5 separate regions of the Homo sapiens genome follow, and all the other regions are linked to region 2. A link is a loop called in an ENCODE intact Hi-C map of the cell type or tissue named here. Cell type or tissue: mammary epithelial cell. All regions are shown on one strand. Region 1 has its middle 30 kb from the start of SNORA88. Region 2 holds the start of LOC101928385 (a long non-coding RNA gene). Region 3 has its middle 140 kb from the start of WT1-AS. Region 4 overlaps DCDC1 (doublecortin domain containing 1). Region 5 has its middle 11 kb from the start of SNORA88.

Region 1 (5,000 bases), 120 kb before region 2:
GACCACCTTTGCCCACTAGAGGGCACAAGAGAGCCATGAATGCCCATAGCTTGGCGGGTTGGTTTTGGGGATGCAAGTAGGAAAGGCCCTTTGTAGGCCAATTTCTGTCGCTTGTAAAAAAAAACCAATTTATTCTTTTTTTTCTTAATAAATGTGGAGCTCTCTTTATTTCGCTAACTCCCTTCTTTCTTTCCTTCCTTGTTTATATTTTATACCCCTCTCCTTGCTTCTTAGATTTATTTGTGATTCCGCTCTTGACAGTAGTATGCAGTAGAAAATAGCCCACATGGCTTTCAGGAAAAAACAAAACAAAACGTTGCCATCCTTCCTCTGGATAACTTTTCCATAAAATTTTCATTGTATGTGGGCGGGGGGAGCAGGAGCCTTGTGCTTCCCGAGAAAATCACTGACACGGTGCTGAGAAAAATATATAAAATAACACTTAACTCCTCTTTCCAGAAGGACATGTGAAAGCTATAATTGTACCTGCTGACTTTCCCTCTGGGCCTCTCTGGGGCTGGGGGTAGGGACTGTGGCTTTGCAACCTACCATACAGTGAGTGTTTAGATCGGGAAGAATTGCCTAATGAAACCGGCAGAGTGAAGGGGAAGGTAGTGGGGAATCCTGCAGGAATACCAGCTCTGAATTAAAACAGGGCCTAGGCCCCACGAGCTGATCAGGGTGTTGCAACTCATGTCAGATCCAAACCTGCCAGCAAATCCCATTCTTGACGATGAGGACATTAGTCAGATGGGGACAATTGTCTGTGGTCATTTTTGGCAATGTGACTGGTGGTAGAGATTGTTGGGAGATTCAAAAGGATTCTTACCAGTGGATCTATAGCTCATTTTTCATTTTTGTAGAATGGTTTTAAGAAATTTATACTTTTAGGTAGCTCTTAATTGTGTGTATGTGTGCATGCATGTTAGTGTGTGTAGGGGTGAGTCACGAAATGGACATAAGATACCACTTTTAAAGATAAGTAGCCATGAGTATCAGACAAGGAGAAAATGGGTGATATGACAAATGAAATAGGAGTCATTGCAAGGAAAACTTAAAGAATACCAGGTTGCAAAAAAAATTGTGTTTAAAGAGGTGGGAGTCAGGCCAGGCATGGTGGCTCATGTCCGTAATCCTAGCACTTTGGGATGCCAAGGTGGGCAGACTGCTTGAGCCCAGGAGTTCGAGTTCAGCCTGGGCAACATGGTGAAACCCTGTTTCTATAGAAAATACAAAAAATTAGCCGGGCATAGTGGTACATACCTGTAGTCCCAGCTACCCTGGGAGACTGAGGTAGGAGAATCACCTGAGCTGAGGCAGTCAGGCTGCTGTGAACCACCATTGTACCTCTGCACTCCAGCCTGGGTGACAGAATGAGACCCTGTCTCAAAAAAAAAAAAAAAAAAAAGAAAAGAAAAGAAAAAAGAAAAAGGGCTGGGCGCGGTGACTCACGCCTGTAATCCCAGCACTTTGGGAGGCCGAGGCAGGCAGATCACGAGGTCAGGAGATAGAGACCATCCTGGCTAACATGGTGAAACCCCGTCTCTACTAAAAATACAAAAAATTAGCTGGGCGTGGTGGCGGGCGCCTGTAGTCCCAGTTACTTGGGAGGCTGAGGCAGGAGAATGGTGTGAACCCGGAAGGCGGAGGTTGTAGTGAGCCGAGATCGTACCACTGCACTCCAGCCTGGGCGACAGATAGAGAGTCCGTCTCAAACAAAAAAAAAAAAAAGGAAAGAAAAAAGAAAAGGAGGTGGACAGACATTTTGAAGGGCATTGTTTGGCTGTCTTCTAATCTTCTTATTCATGTTTTCAGTAATAGCATGGGGCTTTATTTTCAAAATACTTTCGATTGCTAATAGTTAATAGTGAATATTCCTCAAGGGCAGTGGTTTTCCAGCAATGGGGTAGGGACCAGAACCTGGAGGGTGTGGCCAAGGGGCTGGGGGCTCTGCCCCTGCTTCTACCAGAACGCTCTGCCTTTTTGGGGCTCCACTTAAGATCTAATTTGGAAAAGAGGGTTCCACTGCTAAAAGAGTAAAAGAGAGAGATAGAGGCAAATTTAAAACCTCTGGTTTAAGGCTGGCCTTGCTGGCTTATGCCTGTAATCTCAACACTTTGGGAAATTGAAGCAGGAACATCTCTCAAGCCCAGGAGTTCAAGACCAGCCTGGGCAACATAGGGAGATCCTGTGTCTACTAAATAAATAAATAAATAAATAAATAAATAAATAAAAATTAGCTGGGTGTGGTGGCAATCTCTTGTAGTCCCAGCTACTCAGGAGGCTGAGGTGGGATGATTGCTTGAGCCCTGGAGGTTGAGGCTGCAGGGAGCTGTGATCACACCACTGCACCCAGCCTGGGCAATAGAGTAAGACCCTGTTTCAATAAATAATAAGTAAATAATAAAATTAAACCTCTGGTTGACTGCCTTCTGGTTTACAGAGTTTTCCCATGATCTCACTTGGACCTCACAGAGACTTCATCCTCCCCAATCTCTGTTTTCAGAAGAGGAAGCAAAGTTCATCAAGATGAAGAAATATATTCCTTGTTACACAGTGAGTGGCAGAGCTTGGACTTGAGCCTGAGCCTTCAGAATCCAAATTCAGGACTCCTCCCTTACAGCAGGATAGAGTAGAGTGAGAACCTAAGATCAGACTTGAAGAGGGACCTGATGTGTGATGGCACCCTGGGTGACACAAGGAAAAGTCTCCAGGGAGAGGGTGGTGGTGATTGATTAGCCGGGTGGAGGGAGAAACCTGAGATTTAATAGGCAGGACAGCAGGAGGCAGCAGTGCCCCAGAAAGGGAAGAAACCATCGGAGCCTCCAGCGTCCTGATTGCCGGCCACAGCCCTCCCAGCCAGTCCTAGCCTCTGCATCTGGGACCAGGGATCCTGCCACTGGGCATCTCCTTTCATTTTGGGATTGTCAGCCTCATTCCAGTTCTTCAGCAGGTAGGAAACTGAGTCACAGGGTACCTAAGCTGGCCAGGAATCAGCCCTGCAAATCTGAGGGCCCAGCCCACAGAGTCTCCCATGGCTTTCTGGGGAAACGATTGACGTTATGGGAGTGAAATGGGAACAACTGTGGCCCATCAGCCCCGTGTGTTTAGGGACAGCCCCTCTGGGCAGCCTCCTTTCCAGAATCTCCCACGGATCCTTTGACCACAAAGCCGTGCACACGGTCATTTCATTCACTATTAATGTGCGCCCTTCCCCTGGCGTGGCTGGCTCTTTCTTAAAGTTAACCAGTAACTGGTCTTTTTGTTATCCGATTTCTGTGAGAGGAGCCCTGCCAACAATTCTCACCAAGGGAGCACTTCTGATTTTTGTTTCCTTTCTCTTTCGGGTCTGCGGAAAACCTTTCATGTCCCTTTGTGTCCTAGAGAACGGCACGCCGCCACCCAGAATGTGCCAGCCTACTTGGCTTTCCTCAGCACTGCCGACGGCGCTCTAAACCATTCCCCTAGCATCACATTCCTGACTTCAAACAGGCCAGGGAGATTGAGAGCTCCTCGAATAAGTGGGACTTTCTGGAGATTCTCTTGGGAAGGAGTGACAGGCAGAGAGCAGGAATAATTACACTGAAAGTTTGTTATTTGCTTGCACAGTTTTCTTCCTTTGTGTGGAGTTTATTCCCGGAAGCCCAAAGAGGGGCTTGATAAACAGCAGAAAGGCTACAGAGCCAATTGGCTGGAAAAGAAATGACAATAAAAGTCGCACAGAATGAAGTCTTCTGTCAGCACCCATTTAAGTTAAACAGGTTTACATGTTGCAGCAGAGAATTAACTGTTTGATTTGCTAGAAACCAAGAGAATTTTCAGCACTTGGAGTGAGAAAAAAAAAAAATTTACTTTTAACTTAGGTCTTCAAACCTCCCTCCCCTCCAAAACCAGGACCTAATTGCAATGATTTTCCCATATGGGTCAAAGGGATCATTGGAAAGTCCAAAGGCAAGGCCCTCGGCCCTAAGGGTCTGTAGTTTGCAGCCTAGGAGTACACTCTGTGATAGAAACCTCTCCATGTCATCTCTCCTAATTTGTGCGTGTAATTGACAGCTTGTTAACAGTTCATTAGGAACACTGAAACCCATGTGGCAAAAACAAATCTATCTAGCAGAGAGGATGTAGTCCCTTCTTCTGAAAGCCTGTTTATTAAAATTTTTGCTAGAAACAAAATAGCGTGGCAGGAAATAACCCACTGCATCCTTTCAAAACAAGAACTTTCAGTCCCTCTCTGCTAAACTTCTTGTTTCCTGGGACACAGTGTTGTCTGGCTGGGCTTTGATCGAGCAGAACAGGAACCCGTGGGCCTGTGAGGGGACATACTCAAAGGTCCTCGGGGCAGCGAAGGGAAGACTCATCCATCCATGAACACAGATCAGTCACTCTTTTTTTTTTTTTTTTTTTTTTTTTTTTTTTTTGAGACAGCGTCTGGCTCTGTCGCCCAGGCTGGAGTGCAGTGGCGCGATCTCGGCTCACTGCAAGCTCCGCCTCCTGGGTTCACGCCATTCTCCTGCCTCAGCCTCTCAAGTAGCTGGGACTACAGGAGCCCGCCACCGCTCCCGGATCAGCCACTCTTTAAGGCTCGGAGGATTGGGACTTAACAATCCTGTGATCTTCCTGCCCTCCTACTCACTATTTCTCTAGGTCTCTGGAGGTCTTAAATATTGTCTCGGTGGAAGCTTCTGGTAAAACAACTTGCAATCTAATATAATATAATTTCTTATATTTCTCCCTGATTCCCCTGGGGAAAATTAATTGCCCCTTCCTCTCTGTGCCACAGCACTTCACACTTCCTTTCGCTATGTGTGGTCACGTGTGCTCTTGCTACTTAGATGTCTCTCTTGGCCAGAGCATCAGTGAGCTCGTGTATTTTCTCCATCTCTGAATCCTCCGCACTGGGCATTGTTGCTTTTAGGCCATCTTTTAGCATCCCATTCATTCTCAACCACTCCCTCACCACCAACCCCTCACCTCAGTCCCAACCATCTAGGGGATTT
Region 2 (5,000 bases):
CCTGACCCTTTCAGCTAATTAATCACACTGCTTTTTACAGATAGCCACTTTGGACCCCTGTGGCAAGAATGTGTTGGGTTCTATTTTAAAGCATACTGAAGCTCCTTGTAAAATGATTTCAGTGCCAAACAGTCTTGTCACTGGACATCACTGCCCTTGATAAAATTTCCTTTCCATCAACAAACTCCAGCCTGGCAATCCCAAACTGCCCCGTTATCAATATGCTTTCAGAAAACAGCAATAGTCAATACATACTGAGTGCTGGTCACAGCCAGGCACTGCACCAAGGGCTCTATATGCAAGATCTCATTGAATCCTCTCTGTAATAGTGTGACTTGTAGCCATTATTATTATTATCATTTAACGGATGTACAGACTAAGATTCAAAAACTTTGGGTAATTTGTTTGAGATGTTCCACTAGAAGGCAGCAGGGCTGGCTTTAAACCCAGGCCGAGGGACTCCAAAGTGCTTAACTTTTAAGCTAAACTTGTTAGTATATAGCCTTATATGTGTTCATTATTTTGTTGCTGTTTTTATTGTGTGATGTCTTAGTCTATTTTATGTTGCTATAACAGAATACCACAAACCGGATAATTTATAAAGATAAGAAATATATTTCTCACGGTTCTGGGAGTGGGAATATCAAGGTGCTAGCATCTGAGAAGGACTTTCTTGCTGCATCATCCCATGGTGAAGGGCAAGAGGGTGAGACAGGGAGAGGGAGAGAAAGCACAAGAGAGGGACAAACTCGCTTTTATAACAAACCACTCTCTTGATAACAAATCTACTCCTATGAAAGTGACATTAGTCTAGTAGAACAGCATCCTCATGACCTAATCACCTCTTAAAGGTCCCCACCCCCCTACACTGCAGTTGCACTGGGGATTAAGTTTCCAACACATAAATCTTGGGTACAAATTTAAACCATAGCATGCATTCCCTACTACTGTAGCACCCCAGGGAATGTGTGTGTTCGTGTGCACATATGTCTGTGTGTGTGTGTGTCCGAGAGAGAGAGAGTTAGAATGAACATCTGTAGGATGAAGGGAGAGACACATGTAGTTACTTCCAGATCCTTGTTCCCTGTCATTTTATGTGGTTTCTTCTGATCATCTGGATTGTCTGAAATAGAAAGCTCCTGTATGTCAAGGGCTTTGATTGACTTTTCTCAAAACCTAGGTGAGTGCCCCCATGCAAGCAGGTCCTCTGTGACGGCATCTAGATCACAATGGGGATGAATCAGTAAGTGAAAACTTCTGGGGAAGGAGGGAGGAGTCTGCTAGCTTCTTTCTGCCAAGATGAGCTGCGGTAGTCCTTTTCCTCCCTCCCCTCCTTTCTTTCTTCCCTCGTTTCTTTTCTTTTTCTTCCATGTCATTACGGAGAAGGGCACTGGAGGCTTACTGAAGAGCTTTGAGAAATAGCATAGAAGGCCCAGAGCATTACTTGTTTCCAGATGGTATGTGTGCGTGTGGATCTGGGGGGAATGTGGACCGTTTTGGTGGACTCTGGTGGCTTTTCCCCTGCTGGATTCCCTTTGGAGTGGTTTTCTTGGACGTGGGCAAATTTAAGATTTAAAACAAAATTCAAAGTGATGGAGTGCGGCTGACTTCTCTGAGGGTTTCTTCACTTCCAGATCAAGCTAAGGCTGTACCCTGGCTATGAATAGCCCAGCCTCCTGTGGTGTCCAAGCCTGGAGAGATTCTGTCTCATTCACTCCTGGTAGACTGGTTAACCCGGCCACAGGCTCCTTTTGCCTTCAGCGCTCCCCAACAGCCGATGGCTGGCCAGCATGTCCACCATCTTCATGCACAAGGTGTGCTCTACATTAAAGATCCTCTAACCATACAGCATTGTGGATAAGATGATTATCTGCTTTTTTCCTTCACCTTTGAGCCCAAACTCTCACTTACCATTAGGGCTTGAATGAGCTGCAAATCCAATGCAATCTAGAAATGCCCACCAAAAAGACGAATTTGAACTTTGCCTAGGGCCAAATTACGGGGGATAGGGAGGGTAAGGGAGGAAGAGAAAACATATTTCTTCTGCCTGTATCATTGCATTTACCCTAAAACCTTGTCTCTCCTACTGTGGGAAGAACTGAGCCATAGGGCCAGCAATCTGAGTGTGGGCAGCTTCTGGGTTTGAGTGTTTTCTTTCAAGTTCCCCCTCCCCGCCAGAGAATAAGCCCTCTGCTCCATGGCTGGCGTGGGCTGAGATCTGAGATTCTGTTAATTGTGGAGTGAAATTCTCCCAAGGAGGCGGACATTGCCATTGCGCCACCTGCTGGAAGATTGAAAAAGTATTTGAAACTCAGGGTTCAGCTATCCAACCAGTGGCTTCGCAATCAAAATGATTATTTTTCATAATTCCCATTTTGTCTTACTACACAAGTTACACAGGTTCATTGAAGACAACTTAGGAAGTTCACAGAAGTAAAACAAAACAAAAGTCATCCATAATTCTGTCACCCAGAGATAACCATTTTTTATATTTTGTTGGCTTTCCTTCCAGTCTTTTTTCTAGTTGGATATATGTAAATTCATATATGCTATTGATATCATTCAATAAACATTATTTTATAACTTGCTTTTTAAACTTAACAATAAATCTTAAATACCTTTACCTATTATTAATTATAATCTGCAACATGAGTCTTGCTTAGTACTTTTTTAATATTCCTACACCATACATCTACAGTCTATTCCTATACATTAATTACAATGTTTCTATGCTTTGATTTTTACTGAGTCTAGTTTCTCCCCTCCTTTTTCCTCCTCTTCTTTCTTTCCTTCTCCTTCCTTTCTTTCCTTCCTGCTTTACTTCTTTTTCTCTTTACTTATTTATTTCTCTCCCCTAACAAAAGTCTGCCATAGATGTTGTTTGGGGCAGTTCCTTGGGTGTGTCTATCTCACCCCGTCATAGAAGGAGCTCTAGAGACTTTCGCGTGGACCCTGGAGCTCTCTTCCAGGTGGGCTCTGCAGTCCTGCCATGAAAATAGAACATTCTTCACTCCGAATAGAGGCAGACAAGAAAGATGGAATCCCCATCTAGTGCCTCCTCCAGTGCCTAGTGAAAAACAGGAGGCTAGCAATTGCTGATCATGTGCTCTGTACAAGCCGGACTCCATTCTTAGAACTTGATATGAATTATCACACATAAGTGTCACAAAACCCTTACAAGATATAGTCCTTCCCTTCCTTCCTTCCTTCCTTCCTTCCTTCCTTCCTTCCTTCCTTCCTTCCTTCCTTTCTTCCTCCCTCCCTCCCTCCCTCCGTCCCTTCCTTCCTTGCTTCCTTCTCCCTCCCTCCCTTCCTTCCTTCTTTCCTTTCTTCCTTTCTTTCACTGGACAGCTTAGGACACCAAGCTTAAGAAAAGCACACAAACTTGCCCAAGATCACCAACAAGTAAAGCCTTAAACCTCAGTGTGCAATGACTGCCTGTTAAAACAAAACAAAACAATATTTCCAGCCTCTCTTGACAAATCAGAAGATTTGACAACACAGGTTTGCATTCCACTGTAACAATCATTAGCTGGAGCTGAGTAGTGGTGCCCATATTCCATCAGTACAGGCTCTCCAGTTGTACTGTCTCCACTTCTCATACATTCTCCTCATGGTAGAAAAGGACTCCCTACTGCCAACGGCACAATGGGACTGACTGACTTCAACTAACAGACTAAGAGAGTTTACAGAAAGAAAACGACAGGCTCAGAGCTGTATATTCCTGGCTCTGTCTGAGAACCAAGATGCGTCTACAGCTGCCCTAAAAAAAAATCATCTGTCTCTCCTATCCATGGGTGTGGAAAGGGATGTGGAGGATGCTAGACCATGGAGGGAGGAGCATAACTACAGTTCAGACTGAAGTCGTTGCTATGGGTGCCACTTCCAGAGCTACTAGAGTAAGTACACACATGGGTGTATGGGAGCAGTTGTTAGCTTCGTTGGCTGATGGTGGCCTGTGCTAAGTGAAGTTGATATAATATAGAACAGGAATTGGCAAACTTTTTCTGAAAAAAAGACAGGCAGTAAAAGTTTTGGGCTTTGTGAACCATGAGGTCTTTGCTGTAACTAAACTCCACTGTCAGAAGTGCTAGAGCAGCCATAGACAATATGTACATGAACGGGCGTGGCTGTGTTCCAATCAAGCTTTGCTTACACAAACAGGTGGCAGTGTTATTTACAAAAGCAGGCCATAGTTTGCCAACTCCAATATAGAAGAAGGAATCGAAAGATTTAAGAATAGGGCTGTTGGAGTGGATTTAGCCTCTGCAAACGATCCCATTTAAACTAGTTGGATTTTATTTTCTTCAATTGAGCCCTCACTCATACATCATTTCCACACTTTCTGTGACTTTTGAAAATGGTCAAAATAAGACATTTCCCTGCATACAATTAGGGATTGGGGATGGGATTTCAGATTTGGATTATCTGACTTGGGTTATTTTCTAAATTGTGTTAGTGATTGGGTTCTCAGCAGACCAGAACCCCCATGGAGGCTCCTCTTTGGACCCAGAACTTCTTAGGCTAGTGGAACCAGCAGAGGCAGAATCACCCCAAATGGGATTGGACCTGTGGGGAGGCCACGGTCCTAGAAACGCATCCTTCAAAGACCAGGCTGACAATATCATTTAACACAGCAATTTCCAGTCCCTGAGATGAGATTTGAGTCAGAACGAGAGGGAAGTAAAAACAATTTAAAAAGAGAAGCTGGAGAAGTCTAGGCATCTCTCATAAGTCTGGAGTCTCCGGATTCAAGAGTTCGGCCCAGAAAATGAGAAAGTGGGTGGAGAAAAGAACTGCCAGGGAGTGAAAGGCTGTCAGGGACTCTTATGTTTGTGTTTTACCTGAAGCCCCTGGTGGTGTGGGTAGTATAGGGAAAAGGGGAAAAGAGGACACTTCTAAGCTGGCTTAGTATAAATATATACCATTCTCTAAAGTTGGAAGGGAAGGGGCCTCCTCCATTACAAGGAACTCCCTGTCCTGTGTCCATGGATAACACT
Region 3 (5,000 bases), 250 kb before region 2:
AGGCCATATTCAGTGTCTAAGTGGCATCAGGAATTTTTGTTCAGTGACAGGAAAACAAGATTGAAGAAGAAAGGTTTGCTTCTCTGGACTGCCTGAGCTTGGGGACATGTGAGCACCCCCCACAACACCCACTCAGAGGTCCCTTGTGTTTTCTGTTAGACATCACACATTGGCCGACCTCAGATCAGGCCTCCCTCTCTCCTGCCCCTACCACTTGGAAAGAGGTTTAGAGTTAAGTGAGACCAACCTCTCCTGCAGGGGACATCAGTATAACAGCAGCACTTTTGCTATTAATAATTATGCATTTTTCCTGCGAATGCCTTGGAAGAGTGTGAGGGAAGCTAGGATTGTTTTAACTCTCTTTTCTTGATCTCCCTCCTCCTCTGTCTCTCCCACCCCCATCCCAGCTACAAGGTCATGAAAGGATTTAAGAGCTGTGGGGAAAAAGAAAGCATAGCAATGTCGTGGGGGTCCTGGGAGAGTGGGGCAGTGAACCCCTTCAGAAGGTCAGGAGGAGGAAGTGCAGACCTGTGAGAGGTCCAGGGTGGTGGCAGAGAAGTGTTTACTGCCAGCCCCTGGTGAGCCAGTGTATTAGTCTGTTCTCATGCTGCTATAAAGAACTGCCTGAGACTGTGTAATTTGTAAAGGAAAGAGGTTTAATTGCCTCACAGTTCAGCATGGCAGGGGAGGCCTCAGGAAACTTACAATCATGGTGGAAGGGGAAGCAAACACATTCTTTTTCACATGGCAGCAGGAAGGAGAAGTGCTGAACAAAGTGGGGAAAAGCCCCTTTTGAAACCATCAGATCTTGTGGGAACTCACTCACTATCACAAGAACAGCAGCAAGGAGGTACCCACCCCATGATCCAATTACCCTCACTGGGTCCCTTCCAGGACACATAGGGATTATGGGAACTACAATTCAAGATGAGATTTGGGTGGGGACACAGCCAAACCATATCAGCCAGGTACCATGCTGGGCCCTCTTACATCACAAGTGCTCTTGTCACAAATAGCTAAGAAAGTTATATTTTATTCTGACTACTGCTTGGTGAAATAGATGTTATTGGCTGCTTTAAATCCTTTTTGGAACAAGGCTATGTGTAAACAGTTAAGCTGCCATCCATATTTAATGGACACATTTGAAGGCTCAGAGAGGTGAGATGACTTGTCTGATATCACACAATACACAACAGAGCCTAGCGTTGCTGTTCTGCCTTGATTCCAAAGTCTTGTGAGAATGTCTGTTTAATTTATTTTCTGCAGCTTAGGATTCTATGTCCAGTACTCTCTTTGGAGCCATGAGGTGGAGTTGGATGAGCAGGCTGCTGTCCTGCTTGGTAGGAAGGAGGCTGCCATCCCAGCCAGGGTGTTTGGAGATTTGGAAGAGGATCTGGCTGGGGAATGGTGTCTCTACCAAGCCCCCTCCTTATTTAGCCCCAGGGGCAAGTGAATGCTGTGATTGCTGACTTTAGGTCCCATATTTTGCCCCCAGAATAAGTGGAGTGAAAGAGGGAAGAGGTTTAAGCAGTGTTTCCAAAGCTTTTACAAAGCCTTTCGTGGTTGGGGATTCGGATTTAGAGTCAGGTCTGGGTTGGTGTTCAGACCCCTCAACCTACTGGCTTCTGACCTCAGGCTGCTTACAGCAACTCCATTTACCTTCATTTATGGGGGATAATGCTATCCATTTTGTAGGATTATTGGGAGGATAATGCTTGGCACATAGTAAATGCTCAAGGAATATTCTTTATGACTTTTATCCCCCACCCCAACCCCCTGCCATAGCCTTTCCTCCTTCCCTTGCTTTCTCATACACCTCTGGAAGGCCCTCCCTGCTACCCTTTGCCATCTACCCCCATGAAGACCCAGTAGGCTCAGCTATTTTATGGAAACTTCTTCAGGAAGTTCATTGATTCAGCCTTTGTTTGGAGTTTGATGGTTGGCTGGGGGCTTTTAGGTTCTGGGAGACTCATTTGCTGAACACATTCTCCCAAGGCTGTGTGTAGCTTCCCCCTTGATACCTATCTGGGGCCAGAGCTGATCTATCAATTCTTTATTAAGAACAGTTATTTTTTATTTATGATGCTTGTGGGTTCATTAAAAATGGCACTCCCTGTTGGGGATAGCAGCGAAGCTTTTAGCCAGTTTTTATCAGGTTGTTAGAGTAGATATGAATATTTTAATAGAGAGAAAGAGCAAAGCCTTCAACAAACTTAATTTGTTCTAGAATTTAAGTGACAGGCTTAACAGGGGTGCCTAGTAATTCAGTATAATCAGCCCAGATAGTGGAATAAAGAACACAATTAAATGGACCAGGGAGCTTTTCCAGGGGGTTTTTACCCCCCTGAGCAGCTGTAAATCACTATATCCCTGGATCCTTTTAGGCCATGTAAGATCTAGCATAGCCACAGGCAGCTTCTAGGCCCCATTACGTTCCCAAGGAAGCCAGGAGAGTGTTTTTGTAGATTCCATTTTAACATTTATAGAATTCTTTTCCCAAGATGCTGATCTTATTAAATTATGTACAAAAAGATGGATAAGCCAGGCCACTGCTGTCCGTCAAAAGCATATTTGAGGCCTCCATCTTGATTGCAATCATAGAGATTCTGGCGAGTTTCTTCATGTAGTTTAAAAAAGTATCCACTTGGGGGAGCTTTATGATTGACTTTTAATATCCATATCAGATTTTATGTGCAACGTGAGATCCAGATGACTGCTCCCCAACACCCACTGCACTGACAAGCTAGTGAAGCAAGCAATGGTTGCAGAAATACAGTGATAAATCAGTGTGAGTGGCTTTACTTTATTGGCAATTCCTCCCTCTGGATTTTCAAGTTAGTCTTGATTTTTTAAAAGCTTTCCCTTCAAACTAAAATAGTTTAATAAAGACACAGTAAAGAATAGCAGTACTTTCTGTTGTTTCCTGGACAAGTATTCTGCATATATATTCAGACATCAGATGCACACTTAAGTAAGTGCATGTCTCAGTTAAACAGCCAAAGCACTGGAAAAATCTCCTTTGAAGTTTTATGAACATGGTCAATTGCAAGGAAGATAAAATCATAAAACCAAATGTCTGAGCAGGGAATGCTATTTTCTAGTGTATTCACCATGTAACTCTCCATCGCCCTTTCTTTCTCCCAAATAGATGGGGCATGGAGAGGTCTAATGAAGGGCAATCCATTGCTGCCCGGGCATAAGTCCAGGTTCCAGATGGTCTTTAGGTCTACCCAGATTTGGACAGTTTTGAAATAATGGAAAGCGAGTTAGGGTTCCTAATTAGGACATTTATAGAGAATGTTTTCACAATATGGATGCACAATTAACCTCTTTTACTATGGACTAAAATGAAACCAATTAGAAAACCACATATACAAGTGTGCCTCTATGTGTCCACCTGCCCACATAGAGGGAGCTGGAAAGTGTTTCTTAGAAGGAGATGGCTTGGTTACTGTATAAACCTCAGTCTCACTCTGTTCTCTTCTCTTTCTCCTTTGTCCTCTTCTTTTGAGTTGCTGGAGCATCATAGAGTCTCCTGTCATTTGCTTGGTGTCCAGTGATTATGTTCATATGGCTTTGCTATCTTGACAAAGCGTCTTTCTTATTTTTTCTGCTCTCTTTCTGGAAGAGGAAGGAAGAGTCCTTCTGGGCCACTTTTCAGCCTTTTGTCCTGTTGATGAACATCCCGGCATCTGAGCAGCTCCTATTTCTTTCTGCATTTGCTTCCTTTGATGCCATTCCCTCCCACTTCAGGGGACTCAGTCTCACCTTGCTGCATCTCTGTCTCTCTTATTGGACAGCCTGATTGTCTCCACACAAGCGTCACACTCTCTGTTGTCATCTGCCCTATGAGGACAAATTGCAGATACCTGCTCCTGCAAAGATCAACCGCCTGCCCTACCCACTTGCTCACCATCTTCATTGGTCACATCGATCTTTCACTGTCTGCTCAATGGAGAAGAAATGTCATTTCCTCAGGAATCCTGTGCTTCCTACCAGGAAGACATTTATTCAAGGAACAAAAAAGCTCCACACTCCTATTTTCATGGTATTTTCTGGCCTTTTTGCTTAATGCAGTGGTTTTCAAGCTTTCTCTTTTTAACCACAGATGCTATGATTTAATTCTTAGAACTAAGTCATATGCGAAAGCCCAGCCCAGTCTGCGCCTGGCTTCTCATTTCCTATGTGGCAGCTCATTTCCTAAAAGACAGCTGCACCAGCTCCTGCTAGGCCCCTTTGCAATGAGATTCTGCTGCTTTTCCCATCAAGGTGGAGCCTGTTTCCCCTCTCCTTGATCTGGTGGCCTTGTATCTTGCTTTGACCAACAGAATGTGGTGGAAGTGATGCTATGCAAGTCAGGAGGTGTTGCAGCTTCCACTTCAGTCCTTTTGGGTTCTTGTCCTGAGCACCATGTGTAGAAACTGCTCTAGCTTATTAGAGGATAAGCGGAGACATGGAGGAGAACTGAGGCCACACAACCAACATCCAGCACCGAGTGCCAGATGCTTGAGAGAGGAGGCATCTTGGACTTCCCACTGATTGTTGCAGGATGGGTGAGCTTTAGGGAAGGCATCAGAGGAACTGCCCAGCAAAGTACAGAAACTGGAGAAATGGCCAATTCTTATTATTTTAAGCCACTCAATTTTGTGTCATTTTGCTATGTAGAAATAGATAACTGAAACAGATGCCATTCAGGAAGACCCTACATTAATAAGTCTGTGTGTGTGTGTGTGTGTGTGTGTGTGTGTGTTTGTGTGTAATCAGCTTAATTTAAATTGTAAAGTGAGTTAGTGGGTTTCTGCATACTAACAATGTAAACACAGGCTGCTTCATGTTGCTGCCTCCTGTCCCCACTCCCCTGCCTTAAAATGCCATACTACATCCTGGCTGAGTTTACTGTGTATGTTCACATACCATGAACATTTTATAGATGCTTTGTGGAAAGCTTTTATAAAATCAGATTTATATACGGTAAGTCTCACATCACTTAACGTTGGCTA
Region 4 (5,000 bases), 820 kb after region 2:
TCAACTACACTTACTTCATTTGACCTTTGGTATAGCCTTTTCTATTTAGTTTTATATAAGATTGTTTTAAAGAATCTTTAGATAGGTGAAATGGAGGTAGATGATGATTCCTATTTCCTTAACAAATTAAAGTTTATAAATCGTATGATTAGATTATTCTTGATATTATTTCAATTTATTTCACTTTTGAGACCACATATAAAAACAACAATATTATCTTGATGTCTGTCGAAATATAAGCTTTAAATTTTGTCATTCCCAAAGGAAATTTATTTTAAATAAATTGCGATAATATAGCTTTAAAAGAAAAGTCAGGGCTACTGGTTTTATGTTTACAAACTTACTCATTTTTCAATTTTTAACTTTAGCTTGGCTGTTATAGCATGCAACTGATTTAAGCACACTACATTAGGGTGGTCTTAAATATATACTGATTCGTGTGTATTAAAATGAGATATTTTATTTAGAACAGCACAAAGTCACTTAGACATACATTTATCACATTTATTTCCTTAAAAGTGGAAGCATCTTGGAAATTGCTTGGAGCTAAGCAGAATCTATTTAATTGGTAATCTTTGCAATTGCATAAACGCATTCCTATGAAATGTAGTTAACACTTTCAGCGACAGGGCCGTTCCATCTCATTAGCATTCTTGTTATGTAGTGGTGCTGTTGGTGGGGGTGTTGAAGTAGGAATGCCATTGTGTCGAGTTCTAGTGTTTGGGGACAAACACTGCTGTGGAAGGAACGTGTGAAAAGGCCACAGTCCTGTCAGTGAATGAGGAAGGCTGTGCTTTCTGTGTGCTTCAAGCAGGGAAGCTGTCATTCATAGGCCTAACACAGCTAAGGAGAGGCCAAAACACAAGGCTGCACTACCTTTTAAAATGATATTAGTGATTTTTAAACATGATGTTCTTTATTTATCATCCCACATAGAGCTTTTAGTTGCTGTCAGTAAACAAAATATGGCAGTCTGTTGAGAAACACTGTAAAGATGCATAAACGTGCATGGAGCTGTGCCAGGCAGCTATACAAGTAATGACTCAGAATGGCTGATGGGCAGTGTTAAGTACAAATGTGATTTTTGAGAAACACTCATTTCTGAAAATGTCTTCCCAAGTTTGAATTTCCCCGCCAACCAACAAAATTCCTGGAGACTTTTACATAAGAATGCATAGTACTTTTTTTTTTTTAAATACAATTTTTGAAAGCACTCATAAACTTTCAGTTTTAATCATTTAAAGCTGTTCACAGTATGGCCTAACAGTTCTTATAGATTGCATAGTTATTTTTGAAATTCAGAGAGAAAAAAGGGAAATGAGTATCTATTATATCATGGTAAGCACCATCTTAATTAGGAAGAGTCATAGCCCCTGAATTCATTAAGCCATGAAAAAATGTGAATCTGTGAATTTAAGAAATCTTAAGGAATTTTTAATTCTACTCCTAGTTTTTAGCACTTCGGAATAAAATGATTGTTTGATATTAAATTTTAGCTGATTTGATTACTTAAAGCAAAATAAATAAACCAAAGTATTCTCCAATATTTCTTAAATTCTTGGGGTATTTTCTAAACTTTGGTAGTGTATTGAAAAACACTGCAATTTCTATTTATGTCTGAAGTTGTGGGAAAATGTTTTATTTCTGTAATTTTAATTTTGAAATGTGTATTTGAGCTATTTGTAGTAAATCATTACTTAATAAAGTTTGTTGAGGTTTATATAATTTTTGGCCCGAGTGATTTAAATTTAAATTTTTTTGCATGTATGTAGTCTCTTTTGTTTATTAATTTAAGCAAGTTAACTTTTTTGGATGCTGTTATATATGTTATATGTAAAAGTTCTATATTTGGCATATTGTGTTTAGCAATCTCAGGTACTGAATTTCTATTTCAAAAATTAGGTTTTACTTTTTAAATTGTAACAATATTGCAGATTTATTTTGTGGGCATATTATTTGATGAGGAAATAACCATCTAGCTTGAGTATATATTGTTTTTGCAGTTTAAAATTGAAATGTATTTTGTTAACATACTAAAACTAAGCTCTACCAAAGCACTTAGATTTTGTTTAAAAAATTGTGTAAGTTAATGTTGGCTCACTTTATCCACACTTTCAATAAGTTTGGTAATTAGGTATCAAACAATAGTATAATATAATTCTATCCAGAATTGATTCATCTCAAAATATGCTTGAATTACATTTATTATTGACAAAATTTGTTTATTGCATAAAGTATTTTAAAAGGAATCTTAGTATTTTAATTTTTCAAAAAAGAAGTGCTTGAAGTTTGTCTTTTCAGATCCTGTGTCAATTAAAATAATTTATTGGTTCTACATCATTGAATGAATAACTATCTCTATTTCATTTTCTGTATATACTTTAAAAATTGAGCTGTTTCTTTGACTTAGCCTTTCTGTGACAACACTTAAAATATTTCAGTTTTTAACAAACTTCCTAATTATCCTTTGAAACCTTGGAACAAAATCTATAATATATAAACATAATATACTATTAAAAACATGAAAATAGTGTGATAGTCATTTCGAGATGAAAACTACTTCTGAAGGTTCTGGTAAGTAATTTTTTTTAGAATATTAGGTTGTTTGTAGATTTGAGTGATTGTTGATTTTTTTTTTCCTGAAACCAAGCTGCATTCTAGTTACTTGAAGTATTTTAAGAACCTTAAACTTGTGTCTCTTTCTAAGTGTCATGCTTTGAGCAGGCCTAACATCAGTTAAATGAAGTGAAAATTGCATTCTTGTCTTGATAGAGATGAAAATGGATTTCTGGTCATGAAATAGATGTAGTTGTCACTTTTTAAAAAAGGTGTCAGCAGTTTGCTTCAGTGAGTAAGGTGCCAATTCAGTATGGCAGTAAACTTGTGATCTGAGCAATCAATAAAATGCTTCAATAACTTCTGCTTCATTACACTTATAATAAGAGGCTATAGATCCATGGCACATAAAATGTTGATAAAGAGGATATGTGGAGATCGACTGTGACAATTTTCTCAAAAGTACAGTAAGTGCAATATTGCCATCTAGAGTTTGTGCATAGGTAATTATTACAGAGAGGGGGGAAGTGACAGTGGAATAAAATAAGAAGTGATATTGAAATAGTGTTTATTTTCCATCATTTATCCATGACATATTTATCTTCATGGAACATTTCATTTGACTTGTCATAAAGCTGTTTAGGTCAGGAGAAAATTTTCAAATCTGTGTTTTTCTCTAATTCTCTTAGAATTATACTACCAAGTGTCAAATATGTATCTCTAGCTCAAAATTGAACTTTTTATCATGAAAACTATTTATTAAATAATTCACTTTGGAAAAAAATAGAGGTTTTTCTTTTTTACATGGTAATTCAGTTCTGTAAAACCAGAGAGCTTTATTGACATCTCAGCTGGGTGTCTTTCAATTAGAAAAATTATCTGTATTAATGTTAAACCTTCTCCAAAGAATAAGGGCCAACTTACGTTTCAAATGGTATTTTAAAATAAATATTTTTAACTTAAAAACTGCATCTCATAAAGGAAAGATAGACTTTTCTGCTTATGCAATTCTGAACATTTTGATGAAAAGTGAATTCCATTTGGGGATCATCTAGGAATATGTCTCCATCTTTATCAACATATTAAAAATATTAGTTATCACCTTACTTTTCTTGATTAATTAAAAATTATTTAAATTGTTTCATTTTATAATACTTTTTGAATGAACTAATATGGAAATATTTAAAAATCATTTATCCTCTGTACTTGTGACTGAATAGAAAATTTTATAAAAATCCCAATTTAAGTGTTTTAATTATAATACAGATAAAGTAAACTTAATATGGATACAGATTGACTTAACAAGGAAAGTTGTGTTTTTTTTTTCTACTCAACTCTCCCTTTACAGAATATGGACCATTTTTCTAAGTTTATAGAGGTAGGCACTTTAAGTTTCCCTGAGATGAATAATTTGGCATTAATATATTATTAATGCATTTTTTCTAATACACTGTTGATGTATTTGCTTTTTATGTCTGTGTGTGAATGACTTCCATAATTGTAAAAAATGGAAATGATTATAACCTAAATTTATTTTTATTTTCTGACCAAAAATTTATTCTCAGACATCCTAATGTTATATCCCCACTTATATTTAAGATCATTCTTTAGTTAGATGAAGATATCCTTCTTTAGTTAGATGAAGATATCTTATGTGGAAATTTCTAATCATATTGGGTAGAAATATTGCATTTTAAAAACTCCAAATAAAGATAGAATTGTCCAGGCAAAGTACTTGAAAGTAGACCTGACAAATGTTCTTTAAATTACTCAACCACCTACAGGTATTATTGCCTATGACTCTTTTGAAATGAGAATAAATTTTATAGAGTTACAGCAGCAAAGTGAAAGAGTGTGTTTGATAGATTCCCTGAACAGTTTCAACACCCACAGGTATTATTTGTAAGAAAACAATCATGCTGAGTCTTCAGCTGGTTAGAGAGGGCATAGCATTCTATCTTCACCTGACATCCTATCTGTTCTGTCAACATCCTGGGCCCCCTGCCTCCTGCCCCCTCCTCCGAAAACAATAATGCTCACTGAGAGGTTCGTGTGAACGGACAAGAATATGAATTTTTTTTCCTTGAAGAACTAAAACAGTATTGAATACACATTCTTAGTAGGAGGAAAACCAACTCTCTTAAGGATTGACTAGTATTTTCTATTTACTATTCAAATGGATCAGTGTTGTCAATGATTGCTAGTTAAGATCTTTGGTTCTTGAGAAGTCTGACTAATGATTGATAAAGCAATTGTAAACATCTTGGGTATCATTGCTTTGCTTTATTTTATTCAGAGACATATATAGTGGCTTCCTCACTTCTTGTTAGTAGCGTTAGTTCGAGTAAACATCAATCTTACAACAAACTTCTGATTTTCAAATAATAAAATTCATTCTTTGCTCTTATTTTATATATGTTGCAAAAGGTGGGAATTAATGTAAC
Region 5 (5,000 bases), 100 kb before region 2:
ACATGGGACAGGAGCCCTGAAATGCCATTAGAAGATCTGATTGGGGGTCATCTTCGTGGAGGTAATTGCAAAGCTGTCAAATAAGGAAGTCAAGCAAGCAATAAAAGGTAAAATAAACCAACAAATGAAATAAGAACCAATTAGAAACCTTGAAAATAAAAAATATAGCCACCAAACCAGAAAAGCAATAGTATAAACTTTAGAGTATATGTAGTTGGAGAAAGAATTAGTGAACTGGAAGATAGCACTGAGTTAACATGTGCTTTAGTTAGTAGCATGCAGCACTAACAGAGAGGACATTTTAAAAAACAAAACAATTATTTTTTTTAAGTTAAGAGATATAATATATAGATCAAGAACTCCAATGTAAGAAATAGCAGAGAAACAGTATCTGACAAGAAACTGAAGAAAGGCGTGATCACCTTATGTATAGTGTATGCTGAGTTCCAAGCAGTACACACAAAGAAAAATTCACAGCTAAACACATCATAGTAAAACTGTAATACATAAAGTATAATTTCTTATGGGCAACAGTAAAGGCCAAAGACATTGAAGGAATATGTTCAAAGTGTTGAAAAATATAACCATCAACCTATAATTTTTCCACCCCACTAAACTATTATTCTAGAGCAGGGGCCTGCAAACTTTTTCTTAAAGGGCCAGAGAGTAAATATTTTAGGCTTCAAGGCAATATGACCATTTTTGCCCACTAAGATTTATGTCACATTTGGGAGGAAGATAGAAATAATGAGCAATTTGGGACTTTGTTGTACAAATGTAGAATTAAGTAAGTTGGTTAAAATACTAAGAATGGCAGAATGTGGTGGCTCACATCTGTAATCTCAGCACTGTGGGAGGAAGCAGGAAGATAGCTTGAGCTCAGGAGTTTGAGACCAACCTGGGCAACATAGTGAGACCATGGCTCTACCAAAACTTTTTTAAAAAATTAGCTCGAAGTAGTGGCATGTAGGTGTAGCCCCAGCTTCTCAGGAGGCTGAGGAAGGAGGATTGCTTGAGCCCAGGAGGTCAAAGCTACAGTGAGCCGTGATCACACCACTGCACTCCAGCCTGGGCAACAGAGCAAGATGCTGTCTCATTTTTTTGAGACAAAAAAAAAAAAAAGATTAAGGATGGCCATTAGAAGACTAGAAATACACTCTATACCTTCCAAACTAACAATGTAACAAGAAAAATTATAGAAAACTTTGTCAATCTAAAAGAAGCCAGAAAATGAGGGGAAAGAAGTCAAGAAGTGGATAACCAACAGAAACACACAAAATAAGATGGCAGAAATAATTCAGTATCTCAAGAAATATAACTAATCAATTAAATGACAGAGACTATCAAATTGAATCAAAGCAAACTAAAAAATAAAATGTGACAAAGTCCAGCTAGATATTGGCCCAGAACTCTCCTAAAGGGCTGTCTACCACAATTGCATTAGAAGTGAAAGACCTTCAGATTATTCCGCTGCTCCACCTAATGTCTGGTTCCTACAGAAGATTTAGTACCTTGTGGTTAAATAAATTTACTTAGTCCCTTCCATGAACTGATAGCTTAAATGTGAGTGAATTGGTCTGAAAGATTTCCAAGGTCTTTTTAACTCTAAAATGCCAAGATACAGTGATTCCCCTGGATAGGCAGAGCTTTGTGCCCGCATTCAGGAGCATCAAGGACACTACGGTTACCACTGACCGTGTGATGGAGGCTGGCCTTGGCACTTGGGCAGTGAGCATTTGCAGTGCAATCTCGGTTTGCATGTTGTCATTGGCCTGTGTTAAGGAGCCTTTGCAGATGGACAGACGCTTGTGATTGCCATCGCGTATGGGCAACATGGAGATTGGCCTGTAAGAGGCAGGAGAGGGCTTTTTGCTCCTAATGTGTTATGAAAGTTTGATCAGAGTGGGAATTTTCTGTCATGGGTGATTAGTATCATCTCCTATTAATATTTACTTTCCCTAATTCAGTATGAAAAGTGCCAACGTAAAAACACTTTGCTGTGAAAGGGAAAGAGGATGCAGAATGATGCCACATGCAGGTTCTAGTGTCTCCTTTCTTTAAGATGAGTGGCTCCTCCCAACCCCACTGCCACCCCGTTTATTCTTTTCCATGAGAGTTTAGCCTCCTTTTTTCCCACCCTCACAATAATTCCTGAATTCATTGAGCTATCTATCCCAAGTCAGGGAGGAATGTCAGAGTTCCTCCATGAGTCCAATCACAAATACATAATAATAATAACAACAGTAATAACATTGATACATAACTATTGTGTATGGAGTGCTTACTGTGTGTCAGGCATTGGGCTAAGTTCTTTATGGCTATTAATTCATTAAATTCCCTCCAACAGCCCTAGTGTCCCATATTACATATGTGGAAGCTAAGGCTTAGAGGGATTGTGGCTTGCCTGAGTTCCCACAGCCAGTAAGCAGCCGTGTAGGGCTCTAACTCAGTGGGTGGGACTGGGATTCAACTATGTGGAACAATGTCACCCATGCTGTGGAGGAGAAGACCATAACTTTTCTTTTTTTGAGGATCTCTTAGGCTCTCAACCAGAATTTCTCAGTCTTGGCCCTATTGACATTTTGGGCTGGAGAAGTCTTTGTTATGGGGCTTGTCCTGTGCATTGTAGGATGTTTACCCGCATCTTTGGTCTCTATCCATTAGATGCCAGTAGCAGCCCTACTCCTCACCTCCAAGTTGTGAAAATTAAAACTGTCTCCAGAAATGTCCAAGTGTCCCTAGGGGGCAGAATCACCCCTGCTTAAGAACCACTGCTGCAGACCAAGTTCTTCAACCCTCTGCCGCAGTGTCACATGGGAAGGAAGCCCTACTTCTTTCCTGCCCTCACACATTTGACAGGAGCTGCTGTTTGCAGAGATGGGAGTAGTTCTGAGTTTTGTTTCAGGTGAGAGGGAGTTTCCTGAACTCTGAGCTTCTGCTGTCTTAAAGGTACCTGGGCTTCCACTAGTCCAGTAAAAATGCAAGACTCCTTTGAGTCTCATGGCAGTCACATTGGGTGGCTTGCCCAGCTCCTGTTCCCTGGGAATGGCTCAGTGTGCTCAGGGGGCAGCCATGTGTCTAGCCAGAGCTGATGGGCCCAGGGTAGATTCTTAGTCCACTTGGGGCAATGAGTTCTGTCTCCCAGGAAGCTGAAAGTGGGACCAGGTTGAGTCTCTCTTGGTGGCTATGACTGTGACCTGCAAATGTGGCAGCTCCATTGACCTTCTTCCTGCCCTGTACACTAGCTGATATAGAGAAATTGTTCTCAAATTTGGTGCCCAGATCAGTAGCAGTAGCATCACTGGGAGCTGGTCAGAAACACACATTCTCAGTTCCCACCCAGACTTACAGATTCAGAAACTTGGAGGAGGTGTCCAGCGACCTGCAGGTTACCAAGCCCTCTGGGGGATTCTGATGTTCACTAAGGTTGGCACAGAGGGTGAGAGAGACTCAAGGAAATATGATCTATGGAATAGAGAGAGGAAACTCCTGTTGAAGAGATAACTTCCCAGTTCCCAGTTCCAGCTCTTCCTGCTTCCCAGCCACATTCCTGTCCTTCGGTTTAGTGAGATGCTTTTATGTTCTAACTACAAAATCTACCTCTGACTTTCCCCCTGCCCTTAAGTTGACTGAAGTCAGTTTCTGTTGCTTGCAACTGAAAAATTCTTACTCATTCATGTCACAATACAATTCACGTGGAGAAGAAATTATATGGAGCAATGTCACCCCAGCTGCTCAGGAAAATACTGTAATTTTATCAAGGGCTCTTGGAAATATTTAAAAGCTCCAGAGAAAATACCCCATGTTTATTTTCTTATTATCAAGAGCAAGAATTGTGTATTTGTGTGTCTATTTAAGGAAGCTTATGTACTGACTGCCCCTACCCCTTATCTCTCTTTGTATTTTTTATTCTTCAGTGCTAAAGGCTTGGTATTTTCTTGACTCTGCCCTCACTTTTTTCTCCCAGGTTAAACCTGGAATTAAGATAGATCTCAATCAGCCAACAAATATTTATTCAATGCCCACAATGTGGCATGTGTTTGGAGGGTCGGTTGGTCATGATTCCTACATAGTCTCTCCTCAAAAGAATGATAGCTTTGTAGGAGAGAATGCAATTATCCTACTCCTGTGACAGTAAGACACACAGTGTGATAAGTCCAGGATTAGGTCTGTGTTTAGGGTTCAGAGGAAACCCAGAAGAGAGAATGAGCCGCCAGGAAGGGGGAAGTTCTGGGAAAAGAGGAAGGAAGGGTGGTAATCAGAGAAAGCTTCCTAAAGGAAGTTCCACCTAAATTAGACCTGGAACTATGACTAAATGTCTACCAGGCAGAAAAGGCAAGGGAAGGAGAATGTTCAATTTGTGGTTCACAAGCACCGGAGAGAAGAATTTGATGCTTTATTGCTTATCTGCTTCTTGATCTGGCTGACTTGGAGGGCTACAGTATCATATACACACTGAAAATAAGGTAAGGACTTTTTAAAATTTCTCAAAGCCTCCAGAAACTATCTTTTATAGCACTGGCAGCGCCTCTTTTTGGACATAATTTATTAGCTGGACTTTCAGTGTGACATGGCTGAACATCACTGGCCTTTAAAGTCATCCTTGTAAGGAGAATAGGCTGTCTGTTGGTTTATCTCAACTAGAAGAAAAATAAAGAGTATGAAGAGGAAAAAATTCCCTATTAAGTTTTATAATTATAATATGAAAATTCAGTTAATTTCTTTTATCGTAGTGAGTCATTAAAGACTGAAGTAGGTTCCCAGCCTTTTGTTTCCAGAACAATCCCCCAGAGGCTGAGCGCTCTGTCATTCGAATGGGCCTGATTAAAGCAAGGAGCCGCTATCTTCAGATTACTGCTCTTTGTCATTACCATTACGTTATCTTGCTCTTCAGACTGATTTTTAATTTTTATGTTTGCAATTATAAATGATTTACAGGGACATTCATCGCCCGACCTGTCCTGAGTCATTAAATTCACCTAGGTTGAATAGCCCGATGT

The links. A loop is a pair of places that touch in the nucleus more often than their neighbours do. Peaks named below come from ENCODE experiments on the same cell type or tissue, not always from the same donor. Only the 100,000 strongest peaks of a DNase experiment are listed, where the experiment ranks them.
Region 1: a loop joins it to region 2, with 15 times the contacts of the local background. A loop is called at or near these places in 109 of 110 quality-filtered maps.
Region 3: a loop joins it to region 2, with 8 times the contacts of the local background. A loop is called at or near these places in 28 of 110 quality-filtered maps.
Region 4: a loop joins it to region 2, with 11 times the contacts of the local background. A loop is called at or near these places in 4 of 110 quality-filtered maps.
Region 5: it touches region 2 in a loop (15-fold over the local background); 11 of 110 quality-filtered maps call a loop at or near these places.

Annotation. Positions count from the first base shown.
Region 1 is chr11:32,171,411-32,176,410 of GRCh38, reverse strand. No RefSeq gene overlaps it. Among named protein-coding and RNA genes, the nearest start is that of SNORA88, 30 kb to the right of the region's middle. RefSeq lists enhancers at 1-467, 1-921. In mammary epithelial cell, CTCF peaks have their summits at 21 (motif pointing right) and 2,783 (motif pointing right); a DNase peak (open chromatin) is centred at 20; H3K4me3 peaks cover 303 bases.
Region 2 is chr11:32,049,604-32,054,603 of GRCh38, reverse strand. It overlaps LOC101928385 (a long non-coding RNA gene), which reads left to right and starts at 1,283. Exons shown (of 2, transcript NR_188501.1): 1 at 1,283-1,457; 2 at 1,635-1,846. RefSeq lists an enhancer at 2,094-2,173. In mammary epithelial cell, a CTCF peak has its summit at 2,284 (motif pointing left); no DNase peak of the experiment used is centred here.
Region 3 is chr11:32,295,425-32,300,424 of GRCh38, reverse strand. No RefSeq gene overlaps it. Among named protein-coding and RNA genes, the nearest start is that of WT1-AS, 140 kb to the left of the region's middle. In mammary epithelial cell, a CTCF peak has its summit at 2,629 (motif pointing right); no DNase peak of the experiment used is centred here.
Region 4 is chr11:31,234,286-31,239,285 of GRCh38, reverse strand. The region is part of intron 9 of DCDC1 (doublecortin domain containing 1); the gene reads left to right. Among named protein-coding and RNA genes, the nearest start is that of DCDC1, 130 kb to the left of the region's middle. In mammary epithelial cell, a CTCF peak has its summit at 3,037 (motif pointing left); no DNase peak of the experiment used is centred here.
Region 5 is chr11:32,152,262-32,157,261 of GRCh38, reverse strand. It overlaps the pseudogene THEM7P. Among named protein-coding and RNA genes, the nearest start is that of SNORA88, 11 kb to the right of the region's middle. In mammary epithelial cell, a CTCF peak has its summit at 2,745; no DNase peak of the experiment used is centred here.